Linked DNA regions of Homo sapiens: region 2 is linked to region 1. Evidence: chromatin contacts called from ENCODE Hi-C or POLR2A ChIA-PET data. All regions are on one chromosome and are shown on one strand. The core of a region is the stretch at or near the end of the contact, and the rest is flanking DNA. Distances in the headings are between cores, read along the strand shown. Region 1 holds the start of CD48 (CD48 molecule). Region 2 holds the start of DCAF8-DT (DCAF8 divergent transcript).

The links. A loop is a pair of places that touch in the nucleus more often than their neighbours do. ChIA-PET counts read pairs that join two places held with the same protein, here RNA polymerase II (POLR2A). Pooled maps may share reads with other maps.
Region 2: a loop to region 1 is called in a pooled map, with 8 times the contacts of the local background. The contact joins the promoter of DCAF8-DT here to the promoter of CD48 in region 1. A Hi-C loop is called at or near these places in 3 of 37 single-sample maps with no recorded cell type and 10 of 50 pooled maps. POLR2A ChIA-PET finds 5 or more read pairs at or near these places in 1 of 52 experiments (activated CD8-positive, alpha-beta T cell).

The regions. Positions count from the first base shown.
Region 1 is chr1:160,709,627-160,714,982 of GRCh38, forward strand. It overlaps CD48 (CD48 molecule), which reads right to left and starts at 2,196. Exons shown (of 4, transcript NM_001778.4): 1 at 2,056-2,196. The coding sequence starts at 2,137. RefSeq lists enhancers at 2,445-2,624, 3,165-3,224.
Region 2 is chr1:160,257,810-160,263,055 of GRCh38, forward strand. DCAF8-DT (DCAF8 divergent transcript) reads left to right here and starts at 3,940. Exons shown (of 2, transcript NR_147618.1): 1 at 3,940-4,113; 2 at 4,592-4,969. DCAF8 (DDB1 and CUL4 associated factor 8) reads right to left here and starts at 4,740. Exons shown (of 14, transcript NM_015726.4): 1 at 4,640-4,740; 2 at 3,476-3,549. RefSeq lists enhancers at 3,675-4,623, 3,795-3,924, 4,555-4,824.

The DNA.
Region 1 (5,356 bases), core at 946-3,445:
CAAGTCTGAGGAGAGAAGGAAGAAGAGAGCTAAGAGTGCTTCTCAAAGTTTTCCACAGAAGCATCCCTTACGGCAGAGGAGAGAACTACTTGCACTTCTCAGGAAGATATGGATGTGTAGTCCAAAAGGAAGTTTTTTGAAGTTGTTCATTCATTTGTGTAACAATTATTTATTGAGCACATGCCACACTCCAGGCCTGTGCTAAGTTCAGCAGCACAACACTGCACATGGTTTCTGTCCTCAAAAAGTTCAAGGAAACAGATGATCCACCAAGCAATTCACAAACCATAATCTGGAGCCTGAGGTTCCCATCTAACCATGCCTTCAGAACACAGTCACAGGCAGACAGTCCAAGAAGAAGTCACATAAAAACAGAAGCCTAAAAGAGAGGCAGGGAGAGGGCAGGAGGGAGAGAAATCTAGGTGGAAAGAAGGCATGTACATAAGCCCAGAGGTAAGAGAAAACGCCTCTTTTAAGGCAAACAGTAAAATTAAGAGATTTAGACACATTGACCTTCACCAAGATTCCCTCGCCTTAGTCTAGGAAAGGTATAATCATAATAGAATGGTTTGGAAGTTAGACCTGTGTGCCCTTAGGAGAATTTCTTAATCTCTCTGCAAGACAGTATTCTCATCTGAAAAATGTAGATAATAATAGCCACCTCACTATTTTCTAATGAAAGTTAAATGAAAAAGTATGCAAAAGGCCTAGCACAATGTCTGACACACAGTAAGTGCTTAATTTGTATTTTACTAACCCAGGTTATAGCCCGGGTGTTATAACCCAGGTTTACTAACCTCATCAAAACCAATATTATCCATTCAAAGGATAACATAATCAGGTGTGGTCTGATTGTTTCAAAGAAGAATAAATGACCAAGATGAAGCCTAGAAAAGAAGTCAGAGAAAGGTCAACTGTCAGGATGTTTTCAGTATGCCTAGAGAAAGTCCTAAAATATTCCAATTCTCATTGGCAACCCTGCTTTTCCCAATAGTTAGATGAATACTTCACATCAGCCCCCAATCCCAAGGTCATACCAATGTCCTATGCATTGAGTCAGGCCCACAGAACCTATATAGCCGTAGACTCACACAGTCATGAACCAAAGGACTCTACCTGAGAGGTAGAATATGTGAGAGACCGATCCTCCACACATTCTACCTCATCTCCCCAAAAGTTACAAACTATCATCATTTTATGCCACAGTGTGACTACCACATGTTTGTTGATTTTTACTGTTTTACTCAGAGTGGTGAGCATTAAAGCCCTTTAAATTAAAAAGACTTGAGTATTTACTTGGGGGAATAGCAAGAAAGTCAAAGGTTTCACTGCTGTTTCTCAGCTGGCATAAGAAGAGAGGTACTGGATGAAGAAAGAGGGTGAGGCAGCTCTAACAGGAGAAGGAAAGTTAGCTCAGCCCTTGGTCACACACCGGGGACCGAACAGGCTGTGGCAGAGGAATGGACCTTAACTCTTAGCAATCAGATGTGTTAAGGTTCCTTTGATGCTGAAGCACTTCCAGCCTCTTCTCAGACCCTCATTCAGAGACCCCAGACAGCAATCCTTTCCAAGCTTTTCTTCCTATAATTTTGATCTATCTTTTCTTTGGGTCAATGACAATATCATTTACCTTGGCTCAGGATGCAACACCTCACATATACAGAGGTCTCAAAGAATGCCTAAGGGAGTACAGTGTGTCTGAGCATAAAATGCAGCAGCTGTCAGTGTAGAGCTTCTTCTTATTCAAAATGAAAAAACAAACACTTTTCCACAACTTCATGGACCACCAACCACGGGACAAAATATGAGGAGCCTACTTCTCTTGCTCCCCAGGTTCCTGTTTTGATCACATCCCCGTGGGAAAGGAGATGAAGCTCCATTCATCAGTGCTAAGAAAGGCTCCCCAACCATGCCATGGCCATGCTATTGGAATGGAAATACCTGCTTTCCAGACACCAGATCTGGCTTCTAGGGTTGAACTACATCCCGTCTCCCCTTTCCCAACTGACCATGCCTTCAGTGCACAATCACAGATACACAGTTGGTGGAAAGTACCTTGAATGCTGGTCACCAGGAGTGACAGAGGCAGCAGTAGCAATTCCAGAGCCAGACACGAATCCCAACCTCTGGAGCACATGCTTCCTTCCAGAACTTCCCAGCAACGCAGGAGACAGTTGAGAGCCTGGCTAGAAAAAGGCCGGGGCTAAAAACGGAACTTACCAAACAGGGTTAGAGAGAAAAAAAAAAAAACCACTGAGATTTTCTCTCCACCCAGCACACTTGTGTGGGGCCCCAGAAACCAGAAACCGGAGGTCTTGTAAATTTTTTTATCTAAGAGCATCACGGAAACTGAGAACAATTTTGTTTGAAGGTACATGAGTGCTTTTTTGTAGGGGGAAGATTCATAGCTTCTACTGTACTCTCAGGGGGGCCAGTACTCAGAAAAGAATAAGGGACCCTGATAGAGAATGTCTGCTTTTCGTTCCCAGGCAGGAATCCCTCTGATTAATTCAGGGGCTAAGACATAGGAGCTTCCCAGTCAAGCCTGGGTAGGTGTCATTCAGAGCCTGAAGTCTGGGAAATCAGACCCACGTAGCCTTTGTGCTGCATATCTTACCCCCAGCACCACCCTCTGCTCTTCTTCCTTTATGATAATTCACTATTTGAAGTTTGACATCAGCCTATCCACTGAACATCAGAAAAAAAGTAAGATTACTTGGCCCAAAAGAATGGATTTCCCACCCTTGTAGTCTGTATTAGTCTGTTCTCACACTGCTAATAAAGACATACCCCAGACTGGGTAATTTATAAAGGAAAGAGAGGGGTTTTGTTTTGTTTTGTTTGTTTTGGTTTTTTTTTTTTTTGAGATGCAGTCTCACTCTGTAGCCCAGACTGGAGTGCAGCAGTGCAATCTCAGCTCACTGCAACCTCCACCTGACAGGTTCAAGCAACTCTCCTGCCTCAGCCTCCTACATAGCTGGGATTACAGGCAAGCACCACCATGCCCAGCTAATTTTTGTATTTTTAGTAGGGTTTCACCATGTTGGCCCGGCTGGTCTTGAACTCCTGACCTCAAGTGATCCACCTGCCTCAGCCTCCCAAAGTGCTGGGATTATAGGCATGGGCCTGTGCCTGGCCAGGAAAGTGGTTAAATTGACTTCTAGTTCAGCATGGCTTGGGAAGCCTCAGGAAACCTACAATCATGGTGCAAGGGGAAGCCAATACGTCCTTCTTCACACGGTGGCAGGAAAGAGAAGCACTGAGCAGCAATGGGGAAAGCCCCTTCCTTATGAAACCATCAGATCTAGTGAGAACTCACTATCACGAGAACAGCATGATGGTAACTGCTCGTATGATTAACTTACTTCCTACTGGGTTGCTCCCATGATATGTGGGGATTATGGGAACTACAATTCAAGATGAGATTTGGAAGGGAACACAGCCAAATCATATCATGTCTAGGAAATTTCAAGCTCATTCCTATTGAATGTAAATTAGTTATTTGCCCACCCAGGACCCACAGGCAAGCCACAGTTCCTGATATAACATATTTGTAATCACTTTTTAATTGGGGACATTTCTGATTCTCAACATGGAGATGAACAATAAAATGTCTGCTCTTCTCAGTCCTCAAACCTGAAGGACATTATGTTAAGTGAAATAAGTCATGCACAGAAAGATAAAAAACCACGTTCCCAATCATATATGGAAGCTTAAAAAATGAGCTCATAGAAGTAGAGAGTAAAATTGTGGTTATCAGAGGCTGGGAAGGGTAGAGGGAAGTGGAGGATGGGAAGAAGTTGGTTAATAGATACAAAGTTACAGCTAGAGAAGAGGAATAAGTTCCAGCATCCTGTAGCACTATGGAGTGAATACAGTTAAGAATAATTTAATGTATATGTTCAAAAAGCTAGAAGAGAGGATTTGGAATGTTCCCAACACAAAGAAATGATCAATGTTTGAGGTGATAGGTATCCTAATTGCTTTGATTTGATCATCACACATTGAATACATGTATCAAAATATTACTCTGTATCCCATAAATATGTATAATTATTATATGTCAACTAAAAATAAAAGGGAAAAAAACATAAAAGTGAAAAGAAAGAACCCTGCAAATAAAATTTGAAACAGCACCAGAATCAAATTCCTCTTGGTCAAATTGTTACACTTTGGAACTGTGTGTTATATTTTTCCTATAAATTGATTTAACCTTAGGATACGACCCTGCTCCTTCAGCAAGAAAAGATAACATTGTATTAGATTTTTAAAAGAGACCCTGTAAATTAATGTTACATTCTCTTTTTTGGGGGGAGGGGGGCACAGGCTCCCACTCTGTCACCCAGTCTGGAGTACAGTGACCACTATGCATGGCTATTTTTTTAAAATTTTTTGTAGAGATGAGGTCTCACCATGTTGCCCAGGCCAGTCTTGAACTCCTGAGCCATAGGATCCACACTCAGTCAGTGGCAGGACGGGGAGTGCTGTGACCTGCTTCCACCTTGGGCACCAGTGTCTAAATGAAGGGAACACAGTGGCACTAAGAAACTCGGAGATGCCAGCAACTGCGGAGCCCTAAGGGGTGTTACAGCTTTGCTTGGGGAATCCCAAGGCCTGAGACCCCAAGAAATGTTACAGCTCTCTCTCTCGTTCCTGCCACCTGCAGCTCAGCAAATGAGGGCACCTCACAGCTCTTGTTCAGTCCCACTGCCTGCAGCTCAGCAAATGGGGGCATGTCACAGCTCTTATTTAGTCTTGCTGCCTGCAGTTCAGTGAATGGGGGTGTGTCACAGCTCTCACTTGGTCCCAGTGCCCACAGCTCAGCAAATACGGGTATGTTACAGCTTGTTCCTGCCACCTGCAGCTCAGCAAATGAGGGCACCTCACAGCTCTTGTTCAGTCCCACTGCCTGCAGCTCAGCAAATGGGGGCATGTCACAGCTCTTATTTAGTCTTGCTGCCTGCAGTTCAGTGAATGGGGGTGTGTCACAGCTCTCACTTGGTCCCAGTGCCCACAGCTCAGCAAATACGGGTATGTTACAGCTTGTTCCTGCCACCTGCAGCTCAGCAGGTCCTGGGTTCTTGTCCTGCAACCAAGAGGAATAAAGCATGCAGACAAAGGAGAGTGAGTAGGTCAGAGAATAATTTTATTGAGTGACAGAAGGAAAGCTCTCAGCAAAGAGGGGACCAGACAGTGGGTAGACCACTGTGTGAGAGGGGCCCCAAAACAGGTAGCCCTCTGTGAGGCTGAGTCTGGGGTTTTCATCGGCTCAGATTTGTCCATAGGCAGGCCTGGAAAAAGCACCATTCGATTAGCTAAAAGGTATCAAGGAAGTTCTCACTCTGGTTGTGGACTC
Region 2 (5,246 bases), core at 2,690-5,189, 450 kb before region 1:
CAGCTCTACCTCCTGGACTCAAACAATCCTCCCACCTCAGCCTCCCAAGGAGATGGGACTGCAAGTACTTGCCCCATGCTTGGCTTTTTTTTTAAACTTTTTGTAGAGACAAGGTCTCAATATTGCCTAGGCTGGACTTGAACAACTAGGATCAAGTGATCCTCCCACCTTGGCCTCCCAAAAGTGCTGGGATTACAGCCATGAGCCAGCCGCACTCAGCCTGGCAGATTCTTATACATTTAATTGACTGCATTTAGCAGGGTGCAGTGGCTCACGCCTGTAATCCCAGCACTCTGGGAGGCTGAGGCAGGAGGATTGCTTGAGCCCAGGGGTTTGAAACCAGCCTGGGCAATATGGTGAAACCTCATCTTTACAAAAAATACAAAAATTAGCCAGGTACGGTGGCGTGCACCTGTAGTCCCAGCTACTCGAGAGGCTGAGATGGGAGAATCACCTAAGCCCAAGAGGTCGAGGTTGCAGTGAGCCATGATAGTGCCACTGCACTCTAGGTGACAGAGTGAGATCCTATTTCAAAAATAAATAAATAGACTGCACTTTAAGAGGTTGGTGGTGGGAACTAAAAGGTCACAAGCATTCTTAGCCTCCCACTCTAATCATCCTAGGAAATACTACCTAATAAGATGTCACAATTCTTAAGTAAACACCTAAAACCCTGGAAATATAAAAATATCTTCAAGCTGGGTGCTGCGGCTATGCCTGTAATCCCAGCACTTTGGGAGGCCAAGATGGGAGCATCACTTGAGCCGGGCAAGTAAGACCTCATCTCTTTAAAAAAACAAACAAACAAAAAAAAAACAACCAAAAATTAGCTAGGTATGGTGATATGCCCCTGCGGTCCCAGCTACTCAGCTGAGGTGGGAAGATCACTTGAGCCCAGGAGTTTGAGACCAGCCTAGGCAACAAAGTGAGACCCTATCTCTACAAAAATAAAAAAAACTTTAGAAAGATAAAAAGTTTACAGTGTGGTCCACAGACTAGAAATACTGATTTACTACATATAGATGTCACCTGGACATTCTTACCCAGCACATAAGGAAATAAACAGTCCAAGTTATCCCTCTTTCAAAGTATTTCCTTTTCTCCTCCCATCCTTTCCTTCACCCGACATGGATCTTCAGAGTTCATAAAAACACAAATGATACAAATGCAATCTCAACCCACCTCACCACCACCCTGGAGAATCCTTACCTTACAATGGAGAATTTAGACCCTGGATGATGGTAATGAAAAGTTCATCAAACCTAAAATGGTCACTGGTCTGAATGACACAGCTGCTTTCATTGTGATATTATCAGTACTTAATTTTCATGTGCCCTTGCCAAAAAGATACGAAAGAAAAGCCAACAAAAGGTTTAAAACTCTTCATCTGTGCTGTCATATTATTAAGACGGTCCAGCTGTGGAGCTGAAAAAAGAACTCTTTGGCCGGGCATGGTGGTTCACACCTGTAATCCTAGCACTTTGGGAGGCTGAGGCGGGCAGATCACAAGGTCAGGAGATTGAGACCACCCTGGCCAACATGGTGAAACCCCTCCTCTACTAAAAATACAAAAATTAGCTGGGCATGGTGGCGCATGCCTGTAATCCCAGCTACTCGGGAGGTTGAGGCAGGAGAATCGCTTGAACCAGGGAGTCGGAGGTTGCAGTGGGCTGAGATCGCGCCACAGCACCCCAGCCTGGTGACAGAGCAAGACTCGTCAAAAAACAAACAAACAAACAAAAAAAACCTCTTCATTCCTAACTCCCCAGCCCTGATTCACTTTTAAAAAAAGAGACCTTTTCCTCATACAGTTCTTTGATAATTTGTTGATGAGGATCACTGTATAGCCCAACAAGAAGGAAAAAATGTATTCCCTTCATGGCAAAAAAGGAAAGTATAAAGAATAGTTGCAGTAGAAGTAAACAACATTGCAGCAGAGAGGGAAAGAATTACAACACGGCCAACTCTGATCAGGTGTGCTAACAGAGAGTCCAAGATGAAGGAACCAATGAACAAAAAAATTTACTGATGTTTAAGAATACATTTTGAAATATACATACACCAATATCTAATATTCTCTGTCCTCTGGTTATGAACCCCCACCAAGGGTTTCATGTTCAGAAGACAACTCTAGGTGGGCACTTACAAAGGACACGTCTAAGCTGACCAATTAAAAATCAGTTGGGAAAATTAACCAGAAAAATGTGTTCTAAGGCAAAATGTAAAAGAAGCATAAATTAACGTATAACTTATTCAAAGCTGTATCAATGATGTGCAAAAAAAAAAAACCAAAAAACAACATTTTTTGAGTGTGTACCACGTGTTCTTAGATTACTAAGAGCTTTAAATAGATTCCCTATAATACTAACAATGACCCTGGGAGGTAAGTGGTATTATCACACTTTTAGAGTTGTGGAAATTAAGAGTCAGAGAAGTTTAAGTAACTTGCTCAAGGTCACATGGCTAAGAAATATTAGTCTAGTATTTAAACCTTAAAATTAAATTAAAAGTCTGTCCAATCTCTAAAGACTGTACTTTTCTCTTTATATCTTACTGATACACATATACACCATCACTAATAATTTTATTCCAGTCCATGATGAGCATTTTCTAATTCAGTCATCAGATGGAATAAAACTCACCAGTGTCACTCAATATTTTCCTACTACAAATCATAAAGATATTAGGAATTGGCCAGGCCTACCTTCCAGTCACTTAGCTTTTCTGTCACATGCCATGAGCCTCTAGTCTCTGCTACCAGAAACCTGAAAGCCTCACGAAAACTGCATTTATAAGTATGTTCTGACTCCCTTTTTGGCACCAACCCATGCTGCTGAATGCCCAGGATGTTTCTTCTGCTAACCAAGAATTCTTCAGACCAGCTACAAAAGAAAGAGCAGCCACTATTTTTTTTTTTTTTTTACAAAAAATTTCCCACTATATCCTAAAAAGTCGGAATTCTGAAATAGACTGGACTCAGACACCAACTAAAGGCAGCATCACTCATCACTCCCCAGCTTTTAGTCACAAGCAGCTAAATATTCTCCTCTAAATACCAAGGGATGACAACCCGAAGCTGTGAGAGGGGAAGAGACCTGATTTGACAACAGGATGAACAGAACTCAGGCAAACTAAGTTCCAGTTTTTAACAACGTAAAAAATATGATCGACACAAAGACAAAATACAAGGAAAATGAATAAAGAAGAAAAGAAGACATGGGGCAGGGGGCACACATTCACTTCTAGGCTTAAGTCATTTGGAGATACACAGCAATAGTTTAGGACAGAAAGACAAGAAGCCCACAGACAATTAAACTTGTAAAAGTAATTCAACCAGAGCTGGAACAAAGCCAAGAACAACACTCAAGCTCTTTGGGAAACTGGTAGGAATTTTATGACTTTAGTGGTCAGCAGTTGAGCATCAGCGCAGTCTGTCTTGAACTCAAGAATTTTAATGCCTCCAACTCCCACTCACCTTTCCTCCTTTTATCACTGAAGTAAGGCCAGGCTGAGCTCCTGAGAAAATAGGTCTGTAGATTCACTGAAGGACTGAGAAAAGTTAAAATTTACATGGCAAAGGTGTGTCTTCTACTGAACATAATAAAAATATTTATGAATACACTTTAGTATTTTTAGGCCTTCTCAAAACTACTTAAAAGCAGAATACTTTATCTAATTCTAATTACTGAACAAATAACCCACACACATATGGAAATAAAATGAACCAACATGAAGATTAGAAGCCAGGCAAGTAATCTCCCAGCTCCACTAAAACGTAAAGTCATTTAAAAGGATAACCTGAATCTTTTCAACGCTAAACCATAACCAAACAACCTCTCAACAAGAAGCCACAGAGCAGGGGGGGAAATCCCGGAGAGAATGTGATAGCGCTAGTGCCGGTTTGTTTACAGAGACTCCAGTAACAATCATGAGTCAGAAATTCAAGCCACCAGATGCTTTCCAACTAACAGGGACCAAATGGGACCGTTCTAAGATATCCTAAAAGATTTGGGAGTTAGAGGAGGTAAACTAAGATAATTATATTACAAAGGGTACAAGACCACAAGACAACAACCGACTCCGGAATTCTTGGACCTCCGCCTTCCGTACAAGGTGCTGGGCCTGGGAACTTGGGATGGGGGAGGGGGACACATTGCGCGGTGGCCCTGAGGTGACGGGGAGACGCAGGGCGAGCCGTGTCCCTCAATCTAAGGGGAGAAATAGGAGCGCACACATGGGTCACCCAACGAAGCAAGGCGTCCCTGTGAACTGTGCGGCTGGCTCTTGGGGGCAACACCAGGGCTGACCTGAGGAAAGGGCAACCAGTACTCCCAGCGATGACTTCGGGTCGGCGGAAGGAAAAGACCTGAGCGCTAAGAGCTTGGGATACGGGTCAGGCCCATCCTTAGGGGAAACCGGCTGGGAAGCGAGGGGGGGCGCAGGCCGAGCCGGAACGAGACACAGACCGGGTAGGTCAAGGGAGGGGGGGTGTCCGGCTGGGGCAGTTACAAGCACGGGAATCGGCGAGGCTCAGCAGCCCGCTTCCCGTCTTGGGTCATCCTTCTGCTAGCGGCTGCTCCGACTGTTCCAGGCCCAGCCGCCCCGTCCACTGCCACCACCAACGCCGCCGCCATCTTACACTGGCCAGCGGCCGCCACCACCACCGCCTCCGCTCTCTGCGCTTGCGCCTGCGCTGCCACGCTTTCCGGCCCCGTTTGCGACGATGTGCTCGAGAAGACTGAGGGAAGAGTGGTCGCGCGAGCTCACGGCTCGCAACCCTCCTCGAAGGACGCACAAGGGGCGGGGCTTAAGGCCAACGGAAAACAGAGCGAGAGGCGCCTGCGCATTACCGAAGAGGCAAAGTTGTTTTTGTAGTTTCTTCGGGCTTGCTTATCTTGTGATACTCTAAACAAATGCGAGTTAGGGGCTACCCAGAGTTGTGATAGAAATAAACTAAATTTCCAGCGGATTGGCAGGCCACTTCCTGGATGATGGCCAGTTTTGCCGTTTTTGAACACTGGAACGAGCAATGATTGCCACAAGGATTTCTTCTGAAAATCCCCGTTTCCTTTCAGGGCTTTGTTTCCTTAAGTGGTTTCTATACTATCGAGGCCCATTTTCCCCTGAGAGTCCCCATTTACGTATTTTTAAAGAAGGGGCTCAGTAGCTTGAGGTGTAGCTATTCCAGAAGCTCTTTTCTGAAGAGAGGTGGTGTGGGTAAAGGTTCCCAAGAGTGGGCCGGGTGA